Linked DNA regions of Mus musculus: regions 1, 2, 4, 5, 6 and 7 are each linked to region 3. A link is a loop called in an ENCODE intact Hi-C map of the cell type or tissue named here. Cell type or tissue: heart. All regions are shown on one strand. Region 1 holds the start of Tango6 (transport and golgi organization 6). Region 2 has its middle 3.2 kb from the start of Zfp90. Region 3 overlaps Sntb2 (syntrophin, basic 2). Region 4 overlaps Tango6 (transport and golgi organization 6). Region 5 has its middle 8.5 kb from the start of Sntb2. Region 6 holds the start of Sntb2 (syntrophin, basic 2). Region 7 overlaps Utp4 (UTP4 small subunit processome component).

The links. Peaks named below come from ENCODE experiments on the same cell type or tissue, not always from the same donor. Only the 100,000 strongest peaks of a DNase experiment are listed, where the experiment ranks them.
Region 1: it touches region 3 in a loop (5-fold over the local background); 15 of 42 quality-filtered maps call a loop at or near these places.
Region 2: a loop joins it to region 3, with 2.5 times the contacts of the local background. A loop is called at or near these places in 2 of 42 quality-filtered maps.
Region 4: a loop joins it to region 3, with 2.6 times the contacts of the local background. A loop is called at or near these places in 18 of 42 quality-filtered maps.
Region 5: it touches region 3 in a loop (6-fold over the local background); 20 of 42 quality-filtered maps call a loop at or near these places.
Region 6: a loop joins it to region 3, with 3 times the contacts of the local background. A loop is called at or near these places in 19 of 42 quality-filtered maps.
Region 7: it touches region 3 in a loop (5-fold over the local background); 14 of 42 quality-filtered maps call a loop at or near these places.

Annotation. Positions count from the first base shown.
Region 1 is chr8:106,681,244-106,685,243 of GRCm38, reverse strand. Tango6 (transport and golgi organization 6) reads right to left here and starts at 2,176. Exons shown (of 18, transcript NM_173037.1): 1 at 1,989-2,176. The coding sequence starts at 2,091. In heart, a CTCF peak has its summit at 1,663; DNase peaks (open chromatin) are centred at 1,753 and 2,053; H3K4me3 peaks cover 1,158 bases; H3K27ac peaks cover 1,031 bases.
Region 2 is chr8:106,410,086-106,414,085 of GRCm38, reverse strand. No RefSeq gene overlaps it. Among named protein-coding and RNA genes, the nearest start is that of Zfp90, 3.2 kb to the left of the region's middle. In heart, a CTCF peak has its summit at 1,897 (motif pointing left); a DNase peak (open chromatin) is centred at 1,725.
Region 3 is chr8:107,000,182-107,004,181 of GRCm38, reverse strand. Sntb2 (syntrophin, basic 2) reads right to left here. Exons shown (of 7, transcript NM_009229.5): 5 at 2,476-2,672. Among named protein-coding and RNA genes, the nearest start is that of Gm22085, 7.4 kb to the left of the region's middle. In heart, no CTCF peak of the experiment used is centred here; a DNase peak (open chromatin) is centred at 1,511.
Region 4 is chr8:106,716,338-106,720,337 of GRCm38, reverse strand. It overlaps Tango6 (transport and golgi organization 6), which reads right to left. Exons shown (of 18, transcript NM_173037.1): 8 at 3,617-3,729; 9 at 2,192-2,368. Among named protein-coding and RNA genes, the nearest start is that of Tango6, 35 kb to the right of the region's middle. In heart, a CTCF peak has its summit at 2,117; a DNase peak (open chromatin) is centred at 2,107; H3K4me3 peaks cover 487 bases; H3K27ac peaks cover 671 bases.
Region 5 is chr8:106,925,241-106,929,240 of GRCm38, reverse strand. It overlaps the pseudogene Rpl10-ps2. Among named protein-coding and RNA genes, the nearest start is that of Sntb2, 8.5 kb to the left of the region's middle. In heart, a CTCF peak has its summit at 1,780 (motif pointing left); a DNase peak (open chromatin) is centred at 4,000.
Region 6 is chr8:106,933,299-106,937,298 of GRCm38, reverse strand. It overlaps Sntb2 (syntrophin, basic 2), which reads right to left and starts at 1,559. Exons shown (of 7, transcript NM_009229.5): 1 at 978-1,559. The coding sequence starts at 1,497. In heart, CTCF peaks have their summits at 1,314 and 1,516; DNase peaks (open chromatin) are centred at 988, 1,618 and 2,828; H3K4me3 peaks cover 2,188 bases; H3K27ac peaks cover 2,120 bases.
Region 7 is chr8:106,904,052-106,908,051 of GRCm38, reverse strand. It overlaps Utp4 (UTP4 small subunit processome component), which reads right to left. Exons shown (of 17, transcript NM_011574.2): 6 at 3,608-3,819; 7 at 1,756-1,927; 8 at 1,571-1,662. Among named protein-coding and RNA genes, the nearest start is that of Utp4, 12 kb to the right of the region's middle. In heart, a CTCF peak has its summit at 2,132 (motif pointing left); DNase peaks (open chromatin) are centred at 371, 1,791 and 2,091.

The DNA.
Region 1 (4,000 bases), 320 kb after region 3:
CTTTAAAAACGAAGAATTTTAGCATACTATTTTTTTTCCCCTTCCAAACAAGAGTGTTTGGAAACAGTGGTGTGGATGTAGTTCAGCTGGTAGACTAATTGCCCAGCAGGCAAGATGCCCTCGGTTTGATGCCCCAGTACTACATAAACCAGTGTGACACTGCAGGCCTGTAATCCCAGCATTCAGGTGACTGAGGTAAAAGAATCAGAAATTTAAGTTCATTATATGGTACAGAAATTCAAGATTACCCTTCATTATGTGGGGTACATGAGACCCTATCTCAAAACTGGGGGAAAAAACAAATCAAAACTAAACCAACCCAATAGCTACGACTGCCAAATGCTGAACAAGGGATCTCTCCATTAGTAAGTTAAAAGACAGAAGGTACAAGCTCAGTTCCCAGTACCCATGTCAGATGCCTCAACTGCCCATAACTCCAGCTCCAGGGAGATCTGACACTTCTGGTTTCTCTGGATAACTTCACTCACACATACATACCCACACATACATATTATTAAAAAAATAAAATAATCTTTTTTTCTTTTTCCTTTTAATGTGGAAGCCGGAAGGATGGTTCATTGGGCAAGACCACTTTCTGCACTGGGGTTTGGGTCTTAGCACCCATGTGATACAACTGCCTGTAACTCCAGTTCCAGATAAACTGACACCCTCTTTTGGCCTCTGTGGGCTACTGCATGCACACAGCATACATACACTCACAGAAATAGGCATTCAAACATAAATAAATAAAATACGTATCCTGCCGTTGACTCTTAATTGGGGCAAGAGAGTATATTTTGCAAGCTTTTAGTGAAGGAACTGAGGTTTGTCACGAACTTGATTTACTTTGGGCAATTTCCAATGTACATGTATGTTCCTCTGCAAAAATTAATGCCTATTAATACTTAGGAGACTGCTGTGAGGACTAAATGATCTACAAGTAAATGGACTATAGGGACTGGCGCTTAGTAGGCAATCATCTACTACTAATTGCTTTTCACGTCCCACTAAGTACTCTGTAATGTTTGCAGCTGTAGTTTGGGGGTCGACATTTAAGACCGAGAGTGTTCACCTTGTAATCACACACGTTGCCTTTACCTTGATAATTCTACACGCACCCAGACATGCTGTGCTTATAATTAGGATCCTATTTTCTTACACCCTTCTACGTTTCCAGATGCCATCAGAAGTTCTATTCTGAATAATCTGCCTTAGTCTGACAAGGAGATCAGGCAGAACTGAGTTCTAGGTCCATGGACATCCCTCTAATATAACCACCTGATTTGAGGTGTGAGTTCCAGGACAAACCTTAACTATACAGTGATACCCTGTCTAAAGAAAGAAAGGGGCAGGAGGTGTGAATGGTCATGCTTGCCTTTAATCCCAGCACTGGGGAGGCAGAGGCAGTTCAAACCACCACAAATTGGGACTCAACAGTGAGAATGCAAGGTCTCACTATTCCCAAGGTCTCTTCAAATACTAAACTGGGAAGTTAACTCAACAAGTGATTAAAGGTGACTGTGCACCTCTGATACCAAAACAGAAACCCTTAAAAATCTTCCTCAAATTCAGCCAAAAAACGTCCCTGCTGGGCATCTCTGGTCACTTGGCATTTTGTACAAATCTCAAGCGTGCACACCAGGCTCGGAGCCCTCAAGCGGTTGGGACATCACATTACACCTGTGTGAAGGCGTCTCCAGTCCCTGTGTCAGGGCTGTGCTGGAGCAAACAGTGGACCGAAGCCGCTGCTCAGCGAGGCGCCCAACGGACCTCGGCCGGCATCAGCGGTCAGCGGACTGCAGGCCCTTTCCTGGAGCTTCAGTTTAAGTTTTAAGTGAGACTGCACAGAGCCCAAGCGCTCCCGGGAGTGGGGATGGAGATGCCGGGAGGGCCTGCGGGAAACATGCGGTAGCAGCCAGGGCGAGCCTGGGTGACCCGCGACCCCGCGAGCCTCAGGTCCAGCCCCGCGCCGAGACTCGTCCTCTCACCTCCCGGGCTCAGCAGCAACTTCAGCGCTTCCAGAACCTGCTCCAGACCACATGTCACCAGAACGCCACTCGGCGCAGCCGCCGCCGGTCCGGAGGCCGCCATGATTGGAGTGGAGCGACCTGCGACGTGCTCAAACACCCAAGTGGGCCAGCGCGGCCGCCATTTTGAATGTGGCGGAGGCGTGTCCTCTGCTGGAGGGCGGGGCCCAAGACCTGGGGCGGGGCCTACTCTGTCTGGAACGCCCCTTCTCCGGGAAAAAAAAAAAAAACAAGATACAGTTTCTTGTGTTCTCCCAGAGCGCCCCAGTTCAATTCCCAGCATCCCTATCAGACACCAGCCTGCAAACTCAGGTCCAGCAACTCATGCGCATACACACGCATGCACAAGCATAACTTACAAAATATTTTTTAAAAGAAAATATAGGGGGCTGGTGAGATGGCTCAGTGGGTAAGAGCACCCGACTACTCTTCAAAAGGTCCAGAGTTCAAATCCCAGCAACCACATGGTGGCTCACAACCATCCGTAACGAGATCTGACGCCCTCTTCTGGTGTGTCTGAAAACAGCTACAGTGTACTTACATATAATAAATAAATAAAATCTTTAAAAAAAAAAAAAAAAGAAAGAAAATATAATTGAAAAGGTAAAATAAAAGACCAATGTGGTGACATGTATCTTTAAGTCTAGTACTTAGAACCAAAGGTCAGCCTGGTCTACATACATAGTAAGCTCAAGGCCAACCAGGAACTCTGAGAGACCCTGACTCAAAAACAAAAAGAAAAAAAACACAAGTAGTCTTGCATGGTGGCCCATGCTTCTAAATCTCAGCTATAGAGAATCACGTGTTCAAAACCAGTGAAGGCAGCTTAGTGAGACCGTCTAAAAGCTATGAAGGATTGGAAATGTTATCCAGTAATAACACTCTAGCACACAACCATGAGTTTGGTCCTCAGTACTTCAACCCAGGGGGTGGGGGAGGGAACAGAAATAGTTTCTCGTAAAAATAATACACATTTTAGTATGTAAATTTTCAAGTACTGAAAGAAACACAATAAATAAAGTTCACAGATGTACATAGACCCTGAAAGAGAAGCTCACACCAATGACACCAGCGTTCAGGGAAGCTGACGTGGCAAGACAAGTTCATAACTTTCTCCCCAAAAGTAACAGTAACAAAAAATATTCAACTTTGTATTACTGATTCCTTTTTCTGACATTTAAAAGTAAATACACACTGGGATAGAGAGATGGATCCGTGGTGTTGTTCTTGTAGAGGACCCAGGTTTAATTCCCATCGCCTACAAGGTGGCTCACAGCCATGTATAACTCCAATTCTAGGGGATCCAATGCCCTCTTCTGGCTTCCAAGATGACCAGCCACTCATGTGGGGCACAGACACACGTACAGGCAAAATACTCATAACTGTAAAATAAATAATTCTTTAATCTAAAGATAAATACGCACACACACATATCCTGTATCTGTGAATGTGTTAGCTACAGACAGCCCCATTGGAATATCTTGGTTTTGTTGGGTGATGGTGAAAGACCCTCGAGGGGAGACCCTCACTCAGACCACTCAAGTCCCGGGACAGCCGCGTACCCAAGAAGACACTGAGACCATACATAAAATGTAGAAGGCAAGATTTAATAAAGCAGCGACATGAAAGCACACAGACCAGAGCTCTGGGGTCGAAATAAAGCAGCAACATGAAAGCACAGAGCTCTGGGGTCGAAACTCATACACCTAGTGGCACCTAGTGGTGTAGAGGAGAATCGACGGTCAGCCAAAATTTTTCACAGGCTTATATAGTAAAACTCAAAGGGGGAGAACTGGGCAGGGAAAGTACAAGTTTACATCACTAGGGAGTTCTGCCAAAGGAATCTACGTAACTAAGGAGTCATGTCCTATCAAGGAACCTACGTAACTAAGGAGTACCTGGTTCATTTTGAGGTTGTTCCAGGAGGCCTTTATCTCAAAAATGTTCTTGGAACAGTTTTTAGTTGGGAGGGT
Region 2 (4,000 bases), 590 kb after region 3:
ACCCCTTGGAAACTCTGCAAATACTTTCCACACTAGACAACAGTAGCAGACAGATACGCACAAAACAGAAGTTTAAGAGACCCTAGAAGGATTCCTAAGGCAGAACTTTCAGTAAGAAGCACAAAACACAGGCTAGGGTAAGGCTCGGCACCAGGCACTACAGCTCGTTCCCCAGCGCTGGCAGCCACACAGCTCACAGATGGGGGCCAGAGTATCTCCTAGGGACCCCAACACAAACAAACGTATGTATGTATGTATGTATGTATGTATGTATGTATGTATGTATGTAAAACGTATTTGCCCATACCTTTTATTCTTGCAGGGGGAGTGGTGGTGGGTGCAGAGACAGAACGATCTCTGTGACTGTGTCAGTGTGTGTGTGTGTCTGTGTGTGTTGGGGAGAGGGAAGTTGGACAACACTTGGGAGCTGGTTGTCTTTTTCCACCTTTCGACGTTTGAATTCAAGCCTTCAGGTTTTCTCTGCAAGTGCATTTACCCGTCCAGCCGTCTCTCTGGCCCTATGACGTTATTTGTACGCATTGTCTACAAGATTGGGGGGTGGGGGGCTTCAGTTTGTTCAAAGACCATTGTTTATAAAGCCTGAAGTTGCCATTGGAGAGGGACCAACTAGACCCTTCAGTAGGCAAGGAGCCGCATTCACAGCAGTAAGGCATGCAATGGAAAACCCAAGCTCAGAAGAATTTATTGACTCTCTAAATTGTCCCGCACAAGGGCTGGGGCTTGCCAGAGGTCGAGGTGTAATTAGTTCCGGTTTGCGGTTGGCTGTTCAGGTGGTTGTTTCGTGCAGGCAGTGAGAGCAGGGATAAGCTTGTGAGTAGCGACTCCCTGGATCAACAGGCACAGCGCATGATGCTCTTTTCTCATGGTCCAGGAGTGGACCTGCAAAGCCGGGACCCTTAGGATGCTCTTAGCCACGGGGTCCTCCAAGGGTAAGTGTGGCTCTCTGCCCTGGTCCCTGGGTAGCGGTTATTGTTTGGTGCCAAACACAAGAATTAAGAAGCTGATCAAGGAGTGTTTGTGTCCTCAGCAAGTTCAGAACTGTACATTCACAGAACTACCAGACGTCTAGCCTCTTAGAGCTGTCTCTCTGACAACGGCCTCCACATATGCTTCAGATTCCTGGGTTTTGAGATGGAAAAGACAGAACGTGCTGGGACACGGAGGAAGAGCCCCAGGTATCCGAGTAGTGCCCTCCCCCACTCCCACCTGGTGCCCTGGTGGGCAAGAGGCCACCCTTTTTTGCCTAAGAGGTGGATACTGGACTCAGTGTGACCTTGTTCAAGCTTGGGGGAGCCAAAGAAACCGGTTAATAACGCCAGATGCCTTACTCCGCACCCGCTGTAGGATAACAGGCAGGACCATTTGGCCCTCTCTTGCACACTGGATCAGCAGTGGGCTCAGCCTTCCAGCTGAGATAGCCTTTGTAACACAGGAGCATCCAACAAAATTAGTGAGAGGCGATGGATGGGCCCTTATTGAAAGTACCTGGGCTCAGTTACGAAAACCTGTGAACAGGGAACCTCAGTTCCTGACTGTTTTCCTGCCCTCACCAAGACACCAAATCAAGAGAATACTTCCTGAACGCTGCTTTGGGTCAGCATAACTTTAGCTTTCGTCGTCTGAGGCTGAATTGAGTTCACTCTAGGTTGCTGGGGTGCAAGGAAGCAAGTCCTCCCCACTCTTTCACTTCCTCCCCGTGGTTCAAACTAGCTTGAACTCATAATAACTCAGGCTGTGCTCAGGCGATACTGCTGCTTCAGCTTTGAGAGTGCCGGGATTACAGGAGCCACCACACCTTGCTCCAGTAAAACCAAACACCTCCTGTGCCTGGACCCTAAGGCGTTCTTCAGACCGCTGGCATCGATCGCCATCTGCTGGTCACTGTGGCACATTACTGTTCTAAAAATCTAACATACCGGGTACTTTGGCAAATTTATTCCTGCCAGAACCAGGCCTTGCGTTTTACATACATTATCTTAACTTGAATTTAAGAACCAATAGAATTGATTGGGGTTATAGTTCAGTGGTAGAACCCTCGCCGCACATGCATTATATCCTAGGTTCCATCCCTGTTTGTTTTTTTTGGGTGTGTGTGTGTGTGGATAAGATAGATATTCTAATCTGCATTGCACATGTAAGAAAATAGCTTCGGAGAATATAAGCAGTATATAAGAAACTTACCAAACCACTGAATGTCACATGTGGGATTCAAATGATCTTCTCCCTGTGCTGTAAACTCTTCCTTGTGACAGGTGAGTCTCTGGCCTGACTTCCTGCCTCCCCTTAGTAGATTTTCCCTAGAGAAGATTCTCATGTCCTTCTGCACCCCGCCCCCCATTTTCAGAGAAGTGCATGGCTAGGGCTGAGGTCAGTGTGCTTACTGACACAGTGCAGGCCACTGCCATGACGTTCCGCTGTCAAGACATTATTTCCGAAAGATTCAAGAATCAAGTTTTCATTTATTAACATTTTCAAGACCCAGTCTCTGAAAAAAAAAAAAAAAAGGCAATTAACGGGCCAGAATTCCATCTTGGAATGTGTACAAGTTCTTTGTTTAATCTTGAGCTTCACAAAGAAAAGGAATTTTTTGTTTTGTTTTGTTTTGTTTTTTCGAGACAGGGTTTCTCTGTATAGCTCTGGCTGTCCTGGAACTCACTTTGTAGACCAGGCTGGCCTCGAACTCAGAAATCTGCCTGCCTCTGCCAACCAAGTGTTGGGATTAAAGGCGTGCGGCACCATGCCCGGCTATATTTTTTTTTCTTAAAGGACACATTGTTAAACTAGGCCTTGTCCTCCCTCCCTCCCTGCCCTGCCTCCTCTCCTCTCCTCTCCTCTCCTCTCCTCTCCTCTCCTCTCCTCTCCTCTCCTCTCCTCTCCTCTCCTCTCCTCTTCTTGAGAACTATTGCTCTTTTCCAGAGTACTTTATCCATCTTTGGGAGAAGATCCCACAGACAGGATCCAGGAAGGCACCCAGAAGTGTGTGTGTGTGTGTGTGGAGGAGTGGGTGGAAGACACGGCATAGGAGAAGTGTAATCCACTCCAGCTTGAGCCAGGCAGAAAGACTTCTGGGGGAAGTGATTATCTGAGTTGCGTTTTGAAGGCTGAGGCTTAAGTTGGGCAGTGGGTGGATTGAAGGGGGTCATGTCTTTAGGCTCTTTCTTCCTGAGATGTTTCTCATTAGGGGTCTAATGGTCCTGAATCTCCTCCCTGGCCTTCCTCTCCTCTCGTCCCATCTCCTCTTCCTGGTTATCCCTTCCAGCCATGATTAAAACAAGCACCCCAGTATTGCACGTGGTACTGTCACCCTTGTCTCAAGCAAGCCCTTCTGTGTGGATTGCTCCCGGCTTAGTCGTCTGTCTGGTGAACTCATTCAATCCTCCAGCGTGACGTTCAAGCCCTTATGGTATCATCCCACAAGCCTTCCTTCAATCACAGGTCAGTCCCATGAACCAAGTGTTAGGTCTACATCGATACTTTCTGTTCAGGTATCTCTGTCTTTTCAGCTGTTTCGGATCTCTTGTAGACTGGCAGGGGACCAGCTAGTTTCACTCAATCAAAAATAAATGGTTGGCTGGCTGGCTGGCTGGCTGGATAGAAGCACAACTTAAAAAACAAGCAAACAAACACAACGAACAAGAAACCACCCCTCTTAACAAAGACGGCTCTCTCAGACTCCCAGTTCTGTTCCAGGACATGGGTCTGAAGGGATTTAGCCATTTGTTATTAAAGTGAATTAAAACTTACTTGAAATAACCGCAGACTCCCCCGCTCCCCTGAGCCTGCAATGGCCAGATTACATCTCCTCCAGGCACAGACGTTTGACATTTTGTTGCAAAGTCATTTTCCTCTCATTTCCTTATGTTGCTAGAATATTCTATGTCTCTTCACTTCCCCTCCATGTCCCCATTACTCACGTTAGTTAAATTTATCCACTGCCATTTAATCATCCGAGATAGACTTGCTGGTATGCATGTTCTCT
Region 3 (4,000 bases):
CACATCACAGGACATTACAGAATAGAAAGACACTCTAAGATAACATACTAAAGCCAGGAGTCAATCGGGGTTACACTGAAATGAATGTCAATCATATTACATATTACCTATCTTGTATTTTTGTGTGCATGCACAGGTACCTGTGTGTAGAGACCTTATGAATTGGTCCTCCCCAGGTGCTATCCACCTTATGTTTTGGAAACAAGGTCTCTCCTTGGTCTGGGCTCACCTATTTGGCTAGACTGGCTGGCCAGTGAGTCCTAGGGATCCCTGCCTTGACCTGCCCAGCCCTGGAAGTACACACACGAGCCAGTGCAGCTGGATGTCTACATGGGAAGTACACACACGAGCCAGTGCAGCTGGATGTCTACATGGGACGTACACACACGAGCCAGTGCAGCTGGATGTCTACATGGGACGTACACACACGAGCCAGTGCAGCTGGATGTCTACATGGGTTCTGGTAACTGAACTTGGGCCTTCATGTTGTGTGGCAAGCATTCACCTTCCCAGCCCATGCCTGTTTGTTTATTCTTTCTGTAGTGCTGAAGCCCGAATCCCAGGCCTCTCCATGGCGATACTGAGCTCTGCTTCCCATCTCCCAGTCTGTATTTCTTAAAATCAAAGACTGGTGTTGAGAGACCTCCTAATAATGTTTTCTACAAATCCTGCTACTGGGATCAGTTGTTTAGTTTTGTAGTTTTAAGTGGTTTCAATGTTTCTGGAGAGTCCTTTGACCTGACCCTATAGCACAGCAGGAGACAGATCAAAGCAAGAGGGGGAGGAAAGGAGGGAGGGGAGACACACACACATACACACACACACACACACATCACATGGGGTGGGGGTAGGGAGAGAGAGAGAGAGAGAGAGAGACAGACAGACAGACACTCTGATTGACTCAGGCTTTTTGAGCATTATAGGACAACTTCGAAGGGAGTAGGCCCCAGAAATTGACAACTAAGGTGACTATTATATTACTAGAGGAAAACACCAGGAATTTATGCTCACTGGTAAGTAGAAACTTTTAAAAACAACAAATTATGAACGGCTGGGGTAGCATCCCTGGTCAATGGTGTAAGAAAAAAACGCCTTATTAGTCTCTCCACAAACTAACTACAGAGAACAACAGGATGGCGTCTGTCCTCTCCTCACATCTCTCTGGTCAGGGACAGGGAGTAGATCTTATTTACTTTATCTCTATCATTATAAAGCCTAGCTCTTGCTAAATAGTGCTCAGCAAATATTTGTTGATTTAATGAATGAAGGGGACTGATACTGTCTGTCCTTCAGGTATTTAATCCGGTCAGGAGTATGAGTCATCTGGAGAGGGAAGGAGGGGCTTAAGGCACTGCCTGTATATAAGCCACACTGACCCTTGTTTCATGAAACGGAAGGGCAAACTGGAATACCTGTATGTTTACAGAGTGTATATGAAACACCAAGTTCATAATGTCTGCCACCAGGGGCACATCCACTGTGGAACAAAGCAACCAGCAGGGACTCGCCACTAGAGGGAGCGCCCAGAGTGGAAATGAGGCAACCAACTCCTGAATGTTGGACAGACATTTTCAAGCTTTTGAAGAGAAACTCCTACTCCATACACGTTATTTTCCACAGCCACAAACTGCCAGATACTTGTATTTGAGGGCGTATGGATGGCCTTAAGTGCCAAATCTTCTTAACTGTAGTCAGTGCATCTAATTCTTATTGCCTGGGTTCTTACACTATTAAATGTAGATTACAATGATACACAGTGAAAAAGCCACGTGGTAGTATGGTGGTCAGTGCTACATGGCAGGCATGGGAAAGGTCTGGTACTTAGACAGATAACAGATTTCTTTCCTCCACCACCACTTCAGCTACCGTGTTTTAATAGCTTACAATCAGTATGCAAAACAATGGTTTTACTTTACAGCTGAGTAACTTCACCTAATTACTATTAGAGGGCAGGAGAGATGGTTTAGCTTTTAAAGGTTCATCCTTTGGTTTTCTAAAGGATTCCAATTTGATTCTCAGCACCCACAAAAGCAAATTCTGTTTCACTGTCTGCCCTTTTCTGGTCTCATGGGGCACCTGCACACTCATGGCATGTATGTACACACAAGGAAATGTGCACACACTGATAAAGATAAGGCTTGAAAAAACTAATAATTATGGTTAGAATCCAGGACCAGGAATGAGAGTGCACACCTGTGACCCCAGCACTGGGGAGGTGAGGCAGGGGATCAAGAGTGCCAGGCTGGGCTGTGTGAGACCCTGTCAAAAACAAGCAGGAAGGAAGGAAGTTAGGAAGGAGGGAGGGAGGGAGGGGGAGAGAGAGAGAGAGAGAGAGAGAGAGAGAGAGAGAGAGAGAGAGGGAGAGGGAGAGGGAGAGGGAGAGGGAGAGGGAGAGGGAGAGGGAGGGAAGAAGGGAGGGGAAAAAGAAAAAGAGAGAGAGAGATAGATAGGAAGGCCAAACAAAAGTATCTCTACCTAGGGAGACTTCCTTGATCAGCTCAGCAGCAGCATGGCAGCCCTGAACAAGTATTCTGGTCCAGGTCGACAAATCCCGATGAGTTTCAACCCTGAAGAGATGCATCTCAATGCCCTGCCGAGAGCCTGTCCTGGTAGCAAAGGTCAGGTCAGATCCAAGGGAGGGTGACCGACATCCAGAACCTGAATGAACCAACCTAGGACCACAAATAGAACAGAAAGCTAAGGTGATCATTACCTTCAACAGTTTTTGGATGAATGCATTTCAAAGCCAAATTATGATATTTTTTAAAAGATTTATTTATTTATTTTATGCATATGAGTACACCACCATTGCTCTCTTCAGACACACCAGAAGAGGACACCAGACCTCATTACAGATGGTTGTGAGCCAACATGTGGTTGCTGGGAATTGAACTCAGGAACCTCTGGAAGAGCAGTCGGTGCTCTTAACCACTGAGTCATCTCTCCAGCCCCAAATTATGATATTTTGATATCCTTTAATCTGATAGAATAGTCCCTGGTGTCACAGGAGGCAGGATATTACTTACTGTCTTCATAAAGAAAATACCGGGCTGGTGAGAATGGCTCAGTGGGTAAGAGCACCCGACTGCTCTTCTGAAGGTCCGGAGTTCAAATCCCAGCAACCACATGGTGGCTCACAACCATCCGTAACGAGATCTGACTCCCTCTTCTGGAGTGTCTGAAGACAGCTACAGTGTACTTACATATAATAAATGAATAAATCTTTAAAAAAAAAGAAAGAAAGAAAATACCTACCAACAGAAAAAGAGATGCAGAAAATTCTTCGGGGGCTAGAGAGATGACTCAGGTTAAGAACACCTGCTACTCTTCCAGAGGACCTGGGTTTGATAGATGGCAGTTCAAAACCATCTCCTATACCCTCTTTTGTCTTCCATAGGCACCAGGCACACACATGATTCACAGACATACATAGAGGCAAAACATTCATTTACAGAAAAAAATGCTTAATTTCAGGCCGGCCTAAAACAAATCAAAACACCACACACAAAACAAACAATGGCACGTCCCATTCAGTGAACTAGGAGAGGAAGTCCTATCATCAGCTATCACATGGATGAACTTTGAGGATTTTATATCAAATGAAATGAGCATCACAAAAAAATCCAAAACATGCATGCTCTCCTTATATGCAGCATCGAAACCTTATCCGGATTTATAATTTCCCTTGAAAAACAGATTTTTATCACAGGCAACAATTAGCACCAGTGTTTTCCTTAGATGACAGAGCACTTCAGTCATTTTAGACACAGAACTGAGCATGGTGGGCTATTAATCAGTCCCTCCTCCAAGGGGAAACTGAAGTTCATGAGGAGCAGCTGGAGCTCAGCTCAGGACTCAGGAACACCAGCCCTTTTCCTTGCAGCATGGCTCACCAGATCATACTTCAGAATGAAGTACAAGCAATTTCTCAGCTTAATAATTCATATTTCATCATGTAGAATCTTAAAAAGATGGATAAAGCTGATAATTTGTGCTGTGC
Region 4 (4,000 bases), 280 kb after region 3:
CTTCAGACAGATCTTGAAAATATTTTCCTTTATGTTCGGGCTGAAGAATGCAAGGTATTTATTATTAGAAGCTAAACTGCTTTAGTCTGTATGATCATTTATTTCTCAAATAGGAAAAGATTTGTAAAGGAAGTGGCTTTAGACATGATTTATTGAAAAATTAAAAAAAAAAAAAAGGTCAGGTGTGTCTAAAGAAAATGATCATTGATGCTGGGTGTGGTGGTTCATCCCTATAGCACATACTTAGGCTAATGTAGGATGATTGCTTCAAGTTTGAGGCCAGCCTGGACTACACAGTAAATTCTAGACCAACCTGAGCTCCATAGTGAACAAGCAGCAACAATAAAGAAGTTTAAAAAGATCTGCCTCCAACACTCCTATCTAAGCGCTCAAATAGAGCTGGGCTTTTGTTTTTGTCTGTTTCTTCTGAGACAGTCTCATTATATAGCCCAGGCTGCATGGAACTCGCTAGGAAAACCAGACTAGCTCTGAACTCACAGAGATCTGCCTGCCTCTGCCTCCTAAATGTTGGGATTAAAGGTGTGTACTACTGTGCCTGGCTTAAATTTTCTTTAAAACACTTTCTTACTGGAAACTTCTGCTGGGCTAATGGCAGGGTGAAAGGAAAGTGGTGAAACAGATCAGCTGCTTTGGGAACAAATGATTACACACACACACCACATACATATACACATACATATACATACACAACACATACACACATACACACCACACACACACACATACACACACACCACACACACACACACACACACACACACACACACACACACATGAAATTTTCAATTTTTTGGGAACTCTGACTGCTTTAAGTGTCTGTGGGCCCTATTTAAACCCAGGTGTTCATGTAACTTTTGTGTGTGTGTGTGTATGTATGTGTTTGTGTATAATATCAAAAGGACTATACCCCTAACCTGAGCAGACACCCCAGATTTTAAGGAGTGGTTGCTTCTGGCAGTGGATGGAGATTCATTTAATCACTGGTTGCTAACTATATTCTCATCAGGAAGCAAAATAGTAATTTCAGTGAGAACTGTGGGTTTTCATATACATGTGCACTAATTAAGCATGCCAAATAATTCTAAATTCTTACACTCAATGGGCACAGTGATAAAGCTGCTAAAATTCATCAGTTCTCAGGAAGCTTCCATTCATTCTGATAATTCTACTTTAATACATATTTTTTTCTATTTTCGTCAAGTCAATCATATTTGTTTATGTTTTAAATGTTCACTAGATTAATCATGACTATAAAGTTAAATGTAAGCACTTCAACAAGCAGCAACTCTTTGGATGTGGCGGAAGTGAGCAGCTGGACCAGCGACACACTCCATGTGGACAGCCAAGGGAAGCCTAGGTTCTGAGAAAACAGCACCCTCCACAAATCTCAGAAAGCGCAAACAGTCTAAAATACATGCTCACGGCGCTAGGGGCAAAGCTCAGATGCCCAGTGTGCATGCGGCCCTAGGGTCAGTCTCAGCAGGACAAAAATAAAACAAAACAAAACAAAACAAAAAAATGAATAAAATAAAATAAAATACTTGTGAGACATTGGAGAAATAAATGATCCACTCCACTAAAGTCTATTTAGTACGTTCTAATCCATTCTTATGAGAAACAAACTCATTACAAAATTACCAATGACAGTAATCAGACAATTTCCCCTAAGAATAAGGCTGGGGTGGGAGTGGAGGATCTGGGTTTGATTCCCAATATCCACACAGTTCCCAGGGACTGGATACCCTCTGCTCCATCAGGCATGCAAGCAATGCACAGACACAGACAAGACAAATACAGTAATAATCGTAATAAGGCACACATGCATCCTGCTCTTTGAGTCAGAGACAGACTGGACTGACTGCTCGGGAGCTGCGGTGAACATGTGCTGCCCTGTGCTCTGAGTCACTGGCGAACACTGGGCAGTAGCTGGGCTTGCTGCGGTGTAGAGCCGGGAGGCGCCAGCAAACCACACCTACTATTAGCTGGCATCTTGGAATAACACCCAGAGGATCATTTAAGGCTCTGGTTTCTTTAAAGATTATAAATAGCAAGCGCCTTGGCTGCCTGTTTCTGGTTTCCTTTCCATCAGCGCCCCTTAGCGGCTGACTCACAGAACAGTGTCGTATAAAAACTTCTGTCAGGCGTGACAATCGGGGGTTGGTAAGCTCACCTAATGGCCTCTTTGGCGGTAATCACGATGCCACCGTGCGTAGCGGCTCTAAACTGACACTGAGGGTGGAGAGTGGGCACGGTTTTGTCCAACCCCGAAAATCCTTTCAGGCTGGCGATTGCCTTCTTCCTTTCCAGCTTCACCAGAATCCATAACAAGATCTCTTGGCAAAGTGACCTGGTAGATGAAGCAGTTATGAATGAATGAGCTTGTCATCTTATTCCATGAAGCTAGCAAGCTATGCGGGGGGGGGGGGGGGGGGGGGGAAGACACGATGACCGTCAGGTTCCACTTGATCCCAATGCTGCCCGGCCACTGGCTGCTGACACTCGACAGGGAAGCATGCATCTTACAAATTTCAGAGTACAGTGCCCTGGAGGTCACCCAGGGGTAGCTTAACCCTTGGCTCTAGAAGCCACCCCACTCACTAGAAGGGGCTGGGGTAGGCCCATGCTCCCCCGTCAGTCTTTGATGAGGATGGAACGGTGCTATGAGAACTTAATTTTTTTTTTACTTTTTAAAAAGATTTTATTTTTATTTTTAGGCTGGACATTTAGTCTTAACTACAGGGCTGAGTGTCTTTCTTCACCATTAGCAGCCATACTAATGACTGCTCTGAGTTATTGAGCTTATAATTTGTCAGGGACCTTTCTAGGGACTCCAGTTTACACAGTGTCTTCATAGTGACCCAGGAAAGGATGGAACTATAAACTCCTACCATGTGGAAGAAATGCCACAAACGACTGAAAATAGAGCTAATCCAAAAATCAATCTTTTTAAAAATGTATTTATTTAATGTTATGTGTGTGAATGCTCTGCCTGTACTTATGTTTGTGTATCAGATGTCCTGGGACTGCCGTTACAGTTGTTAGCCTCCATGTGGGTGCTGGGAATGGAAGAGCAGCCAGGGCGCCTAAACCGTGGAGCCATCTCTCCAGCCCCTAACTGAATCCGTTTTAAAGTAACACAGAAAGGGGATTGTAGATGACTAAGAAGCCCCTTTCTTCTATACTGAAGACTCTGCATATTAAGGCCAAATTCCAGGTTAAACTATGCAGTCACATCAAATCTGCACTTTTCAAACTTACTCTCCAACACTCCACTTGGGCATCATAAACTCCCACTGGTTTCCCACTTCCCAGAGACAATAAAACGCAGGATTTCTTACCGATCAAACAATGGCATGGTGGTCCATGGAGATACCTTTCCCTTCTACTGTACAGAATAGGCTATGGAAAATCATCCCCAAAACTACACCCAATTTCCCTCAACCTGCAAAATCCTCATTCTTTCTTTCTGTGTAGGCTGAGTAAGAGTCCCCAAACATCTTCCTGACTTTGAGAGAAAGTCTCGCCCTAATTTAAACTTGACCGTTTACAGACAAATGGGATTCTAATTCTAAGCGTATCCGGTCTGCTTGCTTACCTTATGTGAGACACACTCTGCTGGGTAAAACAGTAGAGAGAAAAGAACACCCGGAGGAGCGGAAGCAGCGAGTCCAGCAACACTGGGACAGGTTCATTTGCCACCACATACACCTAGGGACAAGGACACAGAGAGACAAACTACGACCAGGCCAGGGCAACGAGAGCTCATTGCCAGCCTTGCAAGGAACCTGCAGTTTATCTTAAACAGCATTTTCTTCCGAGACACAAAGTTCTAGTCTGTGCTCAGCCTGCCAATGGAGCCATGCTGGTTGAAAGCAGGGAAGGGTGGTTTCCAGCACCTTCTCCCACACGCAGACTGAAAAACAGCCCAAACACAAGGCAACTCACCCACTTCCTGACCCTTGCTTTCCTAGCTTCCGGC
Region 5 (4,000 bases), 75 kb after region 3:
AGCAGTTTAGTTTTGTTTTTTAGTTATGGAAAATCACCAGTGCTTTTTTATTGACAATTATGGAAATTACATAATTTGCCATGAAATTCAAATAAGATCTAAAAATAAACAAACGACCACTTTCCTCTTATCAGCTCTAACAGTTTTAGTGCCTCACAACTCAGTGGCCTGAAGGTTCACCCAGCCTCCACTCTGCTCCAGGAGCCACCAAACTAACGTGGATGCTTTATCTCACCTCCTGAGCTATCTTTTTTTTTTTTTTTTTTTTTTTGGTTTTTCGAGACAGGATTTCTCTGTATAGCCCTGGCTGTCCTGGAACTCACTTTGTAGACCAGGCTGGCCTCAAACTCAGAAATCCACCTGCCTCTGCCTCCGGAGTGCTGGAATTAAAGGCGTGTGCCATCTTGATGGCCTGTTTTTATTATTGTTGTTGTTTTGTTAAAACAACAAACACAGGCCCCCAAACAAAAACCAGGATAGTAACACAAGCCTTTAATCTTAGCACCTAGGAGGCAGGTGAATCTCAGAGACTTTGAGGCCAGACTGGTCTACATAGTGAGCTCCTGTCTCAAAGCAACAAAACAACAAAAAAAAATCCAACAAAACAAGAACCCCAGAATCTAGCTATAAACCTGTAGCCGCTCCTGGCCTTGAACTTGCTTCTGTTTTCTAGATGCTAGGATCACATGTGTGAACCTGGATTTTTTTTTTTTTTTTTTACAATTTCAAATTTTTCTTTCTTTATTTGGGGGGCTTGTGTATCCACAGTATGAATGTAGAAGCCAGCTCTTTTCCTCTGGCACGCCACTGACGATCCTATTGTCATCATGGGCCGCCGCCCCGCCCAGTGTTACCGGTATTGTAAGAACAAGCCATACCCAAAGTCTCGTTTCTGCCGTGGTGTCCCTGATGCTAAGATCCGAATCTTTGATTTGGGATGGAAGAAAGCGAAAGTTGATGAATTCCCACTTTGTGGCCATATGGTGTCAGATGAATATGAGCAACTCTCTTCTGAAGCACTGGAGGCTGCCCGTATTTGTGCCAACAAATACATGGTAAAGAGTTGTGGCAAGGATGGCTTTCATATCCGAGTGAGGCTCCACCCTTTCCATGTCATCCGTATCAACATGATGTTGTCTTGTGCTGGGTCCAACAGGCTCCAGACAGGGATGAGTGGTGCCGTTGGGAAGCCCCAGGGCACAGTGGCCAGGGTTCACATTGGCCAGGTCATCACGTCTATCCGAGCCAAGTTGCAGAATAAGGAACATGTGATTGAGGCTCTGCGCAGAGCCAAGTTCAAGTTCCCTGGCCACCAGAAGATTCACATCTCAAAGAAGTGGGGCTTTACCAAGTTTAATGCAGATGAATTTGAAGACATGGTTGTTGAGAAGTGGCTCATTCCTGATGGCTGTGGTGTCAAATATATCCCCAACCGTGGTCCTCTGGACAAGTGGAGAGCCCTGCATTCCTGAAGGCTTCAATAGTTCTCTCCTATACCCTACCAAATTGTTCAATAATAAATCTCACATCAAGTTCAAAAAAAAAAAGAATGTGGCAGCCAGAGGCCACCTCTTGAGAGTTGGTTCTCCTTCCACCATGTGTGTCTCAGGGATTGGGTTCATAATTGAGTTTGTCAGCCAGCAACTTTACCCTCTGAACCACCTTGCCAGCCCTTTAAAAGTAATAGTACCGGCTGGCCTTGAATTTGCCAGACCGCTGATTATGGCCTTGAACCTGTCTTAACCTCCCAGTGCTAGGGTTACAAGCACAGGAATGTGCCTCGCCACCTAGTGGTGCCTATGGGGTTTCTATTAGTGTTGTTGGGGATGTTGGTTGGTGCACTAAGTACACTCCCTGAGAGATCAGGTGTTAGAGGAGTGGTTCCCTGGCTAGTGGTGCTGATAGGAAGGGATCATGAGAGTGGCAAGTTCTTCTATACGTTGTTGTGATGAAGTAGGTCACAGGGCCATACCTAAGACATACTTGCCTTTCTCCCTCTGTCTCTGCTTCTTGGTGACCATGAGGTGAGCATCTTCGTTCCCACACTTGTTCTTGCCAGCATGATGTTCTGCCTCACCACAGGCCAACAGCAATGGAAGCAGTGGACTGAGGACTGACATCGTGGGCTGCAATAAATCTTTCCTCCCTTGTTTTTCCAAGGTATTTGTCAAGGCAAATAGAATGGCGTCGTGGAAAATCAGGTTAAAACAGAATTACGGGGCTAGAGAGGGTTAAGAGCATTGGCTGCTCTTCCAAAAGACTCAGGTTCAATTTCCAGCACCCACACAGTGGCTCAGAGCTGCCAGTGACTCTGTGATGGGGAATTCAACCCCCTCGTCCAGCCTCCATGGGCACTCACAGGAAGGTGGTGAAGATGCATACAGGCAAAGGACTCACACACATAAAATAAATCTAAAATTCATTAGATTTTTAAGGTGCCTCTCCACACAGGGTTCCTGTGGAGTCCTGGCTAACCTAGAACTCACTATGTAAACCAGGCTGGCCTCCAAACTCAAGAGACTGACTAGCCTCTGCATCCCAAGTGCTTTTTAGGCATTTAAAAAAAAAAAACAAAAAAAAAAAAACAAAACAGGGCTGGTGAGATGGCTCAGTGGGTTAGAGCACCCGACTGCTCTTCCGAAGGTCCAGAGTTCAAATCCCAGCAACCACATGGTGGCTCACAACCATCCGTAACAAGATCTGACTCCCTCTTCTGGAGTGTCTGAAGACAGCTACAGTGTACTTACATATAATAAATAAATAAATCTTTAAAAAAAAAAAAAACAAAAAAACAAAACAAAACAAAGCTGGGTGTGGTGGCGCATGCCTTTAATCCCAGCACTTGGGAGGCAAAGGCAGGTGGATTTCTGAGTTCAAGGCAAGCCTGGTCTATACAGTGAGTTCCAGGATAGCCAAGGCTACATGGAGAAACCCTTTCTCGAGAAAACAAAAAACAAAAAACCAAAACCAAAACCAAAACAAAAAACAAACCAAAAAAACAATAAAACCAAACCAAACAGGAAGCAGTGGTAGCACAGACTTTTAATCCCAGAGCTCAGGAGGCAGGAAAAAACTGGGCGAAGATGGCTCACGCCTTTAATCCCAGCATTTGGGAGGCAGAGGCAGGCGGATTTCTGAGTTTGAGGCCAGCCTGGTCTACAGAGTGAGAGTGAGTTCCAGGACAGCCAGGGCTACATGGAGAAACCCTGTCTTGATAAAACAAAAACAAAAACAAAAACAAAAACAAAAAAAAAAAAAGAAAAGGAAAAGGAAAAAACAAAACAAAGTGATCATGGATCTCTTTGGGGGTCCTCTGCATGATGTTTAGGAAGAAATTCAAACAAACAAACAAACAACAACTCCCAGCACTCAAAAGCAGAAGAAGATATTTATGAATTTGAGGCCAGCCTGGTCTACAGAATAAGTTCCAGGAGAGCCTTGTGTCCCGTCCCCGTCCCCCCCCAACCAACCAACCAACCAACCAAAAAACAAAAAATTGCACTTGAGGTTGGATCCCACCCCACCCTTTGGTGGTGGCAGGGATGGAACCCAGGGCTGTTTGCATATCAAGCAGGTACTCTATCACTGAGCCACATGCCCAGCCCTGGAACAAAAGTTTTTTGTTTTGGAGACAGGGTCTATGTGGCCAAAACTCAGTATGTAGAAGCTGGCCTTGAACTCCCGAGGTTCCTGTTTCTGCCTTTCACCTACACCACCATGGCCACCTGAACAGTTTTGATGCTAAAAAGTAAGCTTCCTAAAACCTTTTCGAACTTGCAGTATTCCAAGTTTTTATTCTTAGTCTAAGTTTTGTTATTTCCATGGCAAAGAGATCGGATTGCCTGCCAGCATATGGGAGAAATGAGTTTATTAAGTCATTTGAGTAGTGTTGGCAAAAAAAAAAAAAAAAAAAAAAAAAAACCCAACCCACATCTAGGCCAGTCTCTGGTCCAAACTTCTCTGTAGAACTCAAGCAAGAGCAGCAAGCTGGAGTCGATGC
Region 6 (4,000 bases), 67 kb after region 3:
AGCAATAAATGCTCCTGGAATGACTTGACTCAACAGCGAAAAACGGAGCTGGTCTTGCAATTATTTCTAAAGCAAGCAACTGGCTTCTCACTTACAATATTCCATCACCTTCAACATGTATGAGTCTTTGGAGATGAGATTTAATTCTGCCTCAGTTACATCGATACGCGTGAAACGCTGCACACAAGATCGCATCTACACTTAAGGTAAAGGCTATTCACACATATGTGATGGTACCCGTTTCAGGATTCTTATAAAATGTCTACTGGTCTTGCGGCAGCACGCCTGCCAGCGATAGGAAGCTGGCACCGGGCTCTTGCAAAAGGGGCGAAACTCTAGTTGGCAGTAAAATGCTCAAACACGTGAGCCTCCACTGTTAAACAAGGCTCATTAACCTCACAAACTTGCTGTATCAGCTCTCTGCCTTCCACAAAGTGCTGTGATCTTCTCTGGTTATTGTTGAGAGCCAATGATGGGTTAAATTCCCATAAATTAACCAGTGCTTTGGTGGTTTGCCCAAGCAAACTGCTGGCATCGGTGTGGATGGATTTAATAGACCGGCCCGCCCGGGGAGCCCGAGGTGACTAAAGAAAGCGTCCAACCAACGCTTCCCAACAGGGAAAAAAAGGAGACTAAAGAACTCGAGCCGATCGCTCTCCCGGTAGTTAGTGCTTAGTGTCAGCTTATCGTGCAAGACTTAGGGGTGAGCTTCGCACGCGGCTGCTGCTCCCCCCACCCCCTAAATCTCAGCTGAGTCTCGCTAAGGGGCGGTAAAGTAACACTTCGGTGGCTGCCCAACTTTCTTCTCGCTGGACGCCTCAGTTTTTCCACACTCTGGAGCCCCACAAGAGGAGGTCTGGTGGCCGGGGCGGAGGGAACCGGCGAGCCCCGCACAGGCGTCAGGGTGGGCAGAAACAAAGTGCGCGCAGGCGAGCCCAGGCCGCCACCCCGCCGCCTCCCGCTCGGCCCCCGCTCACCCTCCAGCAGCACCTCCTTGCCCGCGCGCTTCAGCGCCTGCACGGCCTGGTCGTGGGTGGCCTGGCGCAGGTCGGTGCCGTTCACCGACAGGATGGCGTCGCCCAGCCGCAGCGCCCGGCTCTGGTCGGCCGCCAGCCCCGGGAAGATCTTGGAGATGAGGATCGGCATCCGGTTCTCGCGGCCGCCCTTGATGCTGATGCCCAGGCCGCCCGCCTCTTGCTTCACCACTCGCACTCGGCGCACGGGCGGCGAGGCGCTCGCTTCCCCCGCGGGACCGCGGGGCGGCGCGGGAGGGCTGGGCGGCCCCAGGCCACGGTTCGGGCTCCCGGGCAGAGACTCGCCGCCGCCGCCGTTCGGAAGACCGTTGAAGGCGGCCGCCGGCGGCTCAGGCTCGACTGCGGCGGCGTCGCCCGTCAGGCTCAGGCTCTCGCCACTGAGCTCGGCCACCACCCGCACCCAGCGCTCCCTTAGAAGCAGCTCCACCAGCCCCGCTTTGGTGGCCCGCGTCCACACCGCCATGGCCGGCCCTGCTCCCGCAGCCGCCGTTGCTGCAGCTCCCCCGATTCCAGTCAGGCAGCCTCGGCGCTTCCCCCTTCCCGCCCGAGGGGGGCGGACCCCTCCCCTCCCCCCGGCGATTCATTATTCATGAGGGCCACGCCCACTTTCCGGAGGGGCGGGGGGAAGGCCGGCGAGGCCGCTTCCGGGAGGCGAGGTTGTCCTGGTTCACTGAAAGCTCTTCGGAGGTGGGCAGCGCCTCGTGCAGCGAGGCACCCCGCCGTCCTTTGCTTTGGTTCTCCGTGACCTCCTCGAACTCCTCACCTCTTCTACGAGAGCTGCCCGGGCAGGGAGAGCAAAGTCAGCTTGTAGAGAGGCTCTTTGCGATCCTGCAGGGCCGGGTTGGCGCGTTCATTCTTGCATTGATTGGTTCATTGCAAAAAAAAAAAAAAAAAAAAAAAAAAGCAGCCCTGAGCGCTCAGAGGTGTGCTGGGCTCCTTTTAAGGCCCTAGAGACACACTGAATAAAATGCACCTCAGCCGAGAGAGCTTGTGGTCTAATGGGAAAGAAAAACAGAGGCAACCAGCTAGGTGTGATTCTCTGTGGTTAAAAAGACTGCAGACCTCCCTAAGAACAGGATAAAACAACATTTGGTTAGTCTTGGTGTGAGCACAAGCAGGGGACACAGCATAAGTGACATGGGATCAAAGGTGTGGATCCAAGACTTTGTCACTGCTTTTAAAAATCACCTGTCTGCTGGCCTGTAATTAGAGGGGACCTGTCTTCTTCTTTTTTTTTTTTTTTTTTTAAAGATTTATTTATTATATGTAAGTACACTGTAGCTGTCTTCAGACACACCAGAAGAAGGAGTCAGTTCTTGTTACGGATGGTTGTAAGCCACCATGTGGTTGCTGGGATTTGAACTCTGGACCTTTGGAAGAGCAGTCGGGTGCTCTTACCCACTGAGCCACCTCGCCAGCCCGGGACCTGTCTTCTTAAGCACTGGGAACCCACAGTGCGCAAGGTCAAAGACATTTGCAGCATGCTGATGTTTTAGAGTTCCCCACAGACCAACGGGTATATATAGTTAACAAAGATTGTGCGAGATTAGCCACAAGATTATGAGGCTAAACTCCACAATCTGCCATCTGCAGAAAAAGGCTCTGAATCCAAATCCAAAGACCTGAGGACTAGGTAGAAATCTGAAGCTATCAGAAGACCAGAGAGGCCTGAGGGGGCAGAAGCGGGGGAGCAGGGTCGGAGTGGAAAGCTACTATGTAAAAGCTGGCCCAGTCCATGAAAAACCAGGAGCCCTGAAGTGTGGCAGGAGAGCGATGTCCCAGTTTTCATAGAGTGAGTATACCGCGTCTTACTGTTCCCTGGCAGCCCTCACCTGATTGGATGGTGCCGGTTCCCACTGTTGAGGACAATCTTCTCTACTCAGGTCACCATGGAAAAAATTTCTTCCGGAAACAGACACACCCAGAACGGTTTTACATCTGTCCATCCAGGCAGGCGTCTTTTAGCCCAGTCAAGTGAACACACACACACACAAAAATTAACCATCTGTGATGATTCCTTAGGAAGTTGCCAATGTGAACAAGACATAAGGTTAGTGGAATTAGGTAGTGAGTGTGCAAGGCTTCAAATAACCAAGTCCTGAAGGGTTCTGTCTTGATTCTATAAGTTTGCCAGTCTTAGTCTGGGTTCCATCTTTTTTTTTTTTTTTGGCGAATATGTAGATGACCATCCAAGAAACCGTATAAAGATTTGTTAGCTAAAGAGTCAGTGATTTTGCTAATTGCAGAGCCAATAACAAGACTATATGTAATGACCATAGCAAAAAAAAAAAAAAAAAAAAAAAAAGTCTTTTAGATATGTTAAAAAAAAATGGGGCTGGAGAGATGGCTCAGCGGTTAAGAGCACTGACTGCTCTTCCAGAGGTCCTGAGTTCAATTCCCAGCAACCACATGGTGGCTCACAACCATCTGTAGTGAGATTTGATGTTTTAAACAAACAAACAAAAAATAGCTTAGTCAGGATCCCCACTATACCCAAGGCTGCACCTGATACCTGATAACCAGACCTCAATGATGTCACTTAAGATAACCAGACAGCCCAAGATCTGACGCCCACTGGACAAGCAGACAGTGCTCTGTTCTTCTCATCTGGAGAGAGGCCACTTTGACCTGCCCTGCAGCTGGAGAGTCTCCTCCTCCCACCCCCACCCCTAGGATCCTGACCCTTAAATCAGAGACTTCTGCTAGCTACTGGACCTGACCTTCAGCTAAGCTATGTAGCACAGGTGAGCAGCCTTGGGGAGATAGGCTTAGGGATTTAGAGTGAACATTGTGTGAGGACCCTCAGTATAATAAAATAGAGCGTCTGTTATCCTAACTAGTGTATGTATCTACTGCCAGCTCCCTAGGGTAGAGGAAGTGGGTAGAGGAACAAATAGGAAAGACTAACTTAAAGACTCTGACCTAACATCCACAATTAAAAAAAAAACAAAAAAAACTTTTGTTCT
Region 7 (4,000 bases), 96 kb after region 3:
GTGGACCTCTGTGAGTTCAAAGCCAATCTAGTCTACTTACTGAGACACAGTCTCGAAACACCCTAGATCTTCATTTATTTGATAAACATATCCTAAATCCTACTACAGTCTAGCCACTGTCCTAGGAATCAAGACCACAATGGTGATGAAATAGCCACTGACCTAAAGACTCGTCTAAAGAAATGACATAGACTAGGCAGTCATGCTATATATAGGGTATGGTGCAAGATTTAACACGGACAAACCTAGGATGAGCAGAAAGCACATCTAACTTAGCCTCGTGGAATATATACAGAACAGAAGTAGTTCACTGGTAAAGATTAGTCAAGCAGAGAAGGCAAGGTAACAAGTCCCAGGGAGGAAAGGGCGTGTGACCTCTCATTGTGCCTCAAGGTCAGATGCAAAGCAGCATGGAAAAGACTTTTGGGAACGGAAAAGCTGAATGAGACAGGACAGTCCAAGATCAACACAGGTTTCCACAAACACACCAGACATTTAGGGCTCTATGCTGAAGACAATAGCAACCAAAGGTTTTTTAAACACAGAGAAATGAACACGGTGCTTTTAGAACAACCCAAGGAGCATAGGGTAGCACGACACAGACGTTGATAAAAGGAGACTACGAAGCTGGTCACGTGTGCATGTCTTTAATCCCAGCACTCGGGAGGCAGAAGCAAGAGATCTCTGAGTTCTAGACCACCCTGGTCTACAAAGAGTTCTAGGACAGCTAGTGCTACACAGAGAAATCCTGTCTAAAAACAAAACAAACAAAAAAGGAAATTCTTAAGGAAGTCCCTGAAAAGGAATCCACGAATGGTGACTCAGACTGGGATAGAGAAGGACAGAGAAGGATTCAGCCAAGAGACACTGAGTTCCTGGTACCAAATGGAGCTCCATGAGTTCAAGGTTAGTGTACTCTATGTAGGGATAACAAAGCCAGACAGGACTACATAATCCAATCCTGTCTTTAAAGTCAAAGGTGGGGCGGGGGAATGAGGACTATGTCTGACTATCAAACCACATACATGAAAAATGTGGATTTTTTACTGTAGGTGTGTGGGTGTTTGGCCTGCATATATGTCTGTGCACCACATTCATGCAGTACCTGAAGAGATAAAAACAGAGCTCTTGACCTGGAGGTACAGACAGTTACGAGCTGCAAGATGAGCTGCTTTGTTTGCAGGGACCACGGGGCGCACATGTCCAGGCCTAAACTGTGTGTGTAAAGTGCAAACATCGTCCTGAGCTTCCTTTCTGGAGAAACACCCCGCCCTCAGTAACCGTGCTTCATGGGAGTCTGGTTAGCTTGTTTGTAAGGGTGGGTGGCTCTACCCTTAGGTGGAGAACCAGGCTAGTAGTGGTCCTTTCAAGGTAGATGGCACCATCCTACAAATTGAGAAGACCTTCCCAACACCTACACCTCCTCATTATCACAATATTCACGTACATGTACACATAGTGGATGTCTTCAAGGAGGCTTGCCTCAGAATACAATGAAGAGAGCATAGGAAGTGCGAGCTGTCTTACTGGGCAGAGGGAGAGATACTGAGGGTGCCAGGGGGCTACTCACATGGGGGAACGTGATCTTTCGGAGAGCAGCATCGTAATTCTTTACCTCCACTCTCTCCATGAGAGGCCGAATAACCAGGTGGGTGTCGGTGCCTGTGGGAACATGCGGTAAGAGATGGCTTTCATGAAGAGAACAGCCTGAGCCAGAACCGGCAGCCAGGAGCAGCTGGCTGGGGGAGGACCTACCTCCTGAGATCAGGGCTGTTGGGCTGTGGGCCACAGCACGCACGTCATGAGTGTGATGCTGGAACGGTTTCGTCCGCACCCACTGCTTCTCACTGCTGTTGGAAGTCATGGACACCAGCTGGAAATGGAATACCGTGCCCTCGGCGGTGCCCACCACAAAACTGTCTTCTTGCTGAGAAATTAAATCATGAGGGGATAGATGTCAACAAAACATACCAGACAGGAAAATATTCCTTCAGGTTTTCTATCTGGGCAGCTCAGGAGACAAAAAAAAAGTCAAAAAACCCCTCTTGCCCTGAATTAGCAGGGAGGCTCCCAGTAGCAGTTCCATCAGAGAAGCAAGCTCAAACATGGGTAGCCATGCGCCCCCTGCTGACAACATTACCAATTAGTATGGCCAATTGTGTCAATCAGTATGGCCAGTCACAAGCTACACATTTAATGACAAGCCAAAATATCATCCAAAAAAGTTCCCAATTCCCAGTGACATCATAGCTGTACATAAAACATTACTCAAAACTCACAATGAAGCTGGTGTAAGCATACCGTTAGACTGTACTTTAGGTTGGTTTAGGTGGGAGATTTTTATCTTGCTGTAAGATTTTAAAACCTTCGGGCTGGAGAGCTGGTTCTGAGGTTGAGGGCACTACTGCTGTCAGTGGACCCGAGTTCAGTTCCCAGCACTCACATAATGCAGCTTGCAACCTTCTACAGAACTCCTGCTCCAAACGTATTGAAGCCTCTGACTTCTACACGCTTGTACGCATATCCACACCCACACATAATCAAATATTTATTTTAAAAGGGGGTGGGGTGGTGGAGACCTGGGTTCAATTCTCAGCACCCATATGCCAGCTCACAGCTGTCTGCAACCCCAGATCCAAGGGATCCAGAGACACACAGGTAAAACACTCATGCATATTAAAAAGTGGAGGTTAGAGAGACACGGCTCAGTGGTTAAGAGCACTGGCTGCTCTTTCAAGAGGACCAGGGCTCAATTCCCAGCAACTACATGGCAGCTCACAACTGTCTCTAACTCCCATTGCAGAGGATTCAACACCCTCACACAGACAGACATGCAGGTAAAACACCAATGTACATAAAATAAAAAAGTACATATAATTTAAAAAAATTTTATTTTGCTTTTTGAGACAAGATTTCTCTCTGCTACAAATCTTGAAAGATAACCTAACCCTCTTCCACTTTCAAACAAGGCACTTAGTATTTGTACTTCCTTAGAGGTAGCATCTTCTTAAATGAAATCTACTGCATCTCTTCTCTCTTTACTTGGCGCCAAGTGTCATTACCCACTGAGCCATCTTGTCAGCTTAGTAAAACATCTTTATGAAGTTCAACACTTGTATGGATTTCAACACGGTATGGATTTCTATGATGTCACTGCTTACACGGTTTAGAAGGATTTAAATTTCTCTGTTGTTAGTTGTGTAAAAAAAGAGTACACACAATTGGTACATTAGGTGCGCAACACAGTAGCTTCCCCTACTATCTGTCTGCCTAAATACACTCTATGACGCTCATACAATGTTGAAATCACCCGATGGGCTTCTCAGAATGTGATCCTTCCCGCCATTAGGTGACATGTAACTATATACAAACTACGCTTAGTATGAGCAGAAACATGTAAAAATAGCTTTAAATTAACAATAACAAGAAAGTTAGTTGTGATAAAAAACTGAATCCTTCTAAGTCACATAAGCATTGTATGGGAAAGGAAAGACCTACGACTGACTTGGAAGATAGGCTTGTCACACAAGCCTAAATCCTAGCTACTCAGAGGCTGAGGCAGGAGGACCGTAAGTTCAGGGAAGACCTGGGCTGCGACCATACTCACATCAGCAACAGCAATAGACTGCACATCAGCATTTGCGACGAGATGACTCTTAACGAGTGTCCCAGTAGCAGAGTCCCACAACTGCACCTTTCCAACAGAGTCCACACTTATGACAGTGCCGTCGGACAAGAAGGCAACACCCCACACTATGCACCTGGACTTAGTCACTCCCAGGTGTTGCCTATCTAAAACCATCTTACGAATTATGCTCCCTGAAAAGTAAGAAAGGCACACGTTTAGTTTTAGTTTTTCAAAACTGCACAGGCAAGCATACATGGAGTTAGATGCCTGAACATATAGTTAGGGAGTAAAATGGTAGCTGGGTCGAACTGTTTTAAAATTCCAAAATGGGATCCTGAAAAGGAAGGGGTGAAGTTCGCAGGAGGGAGGAAA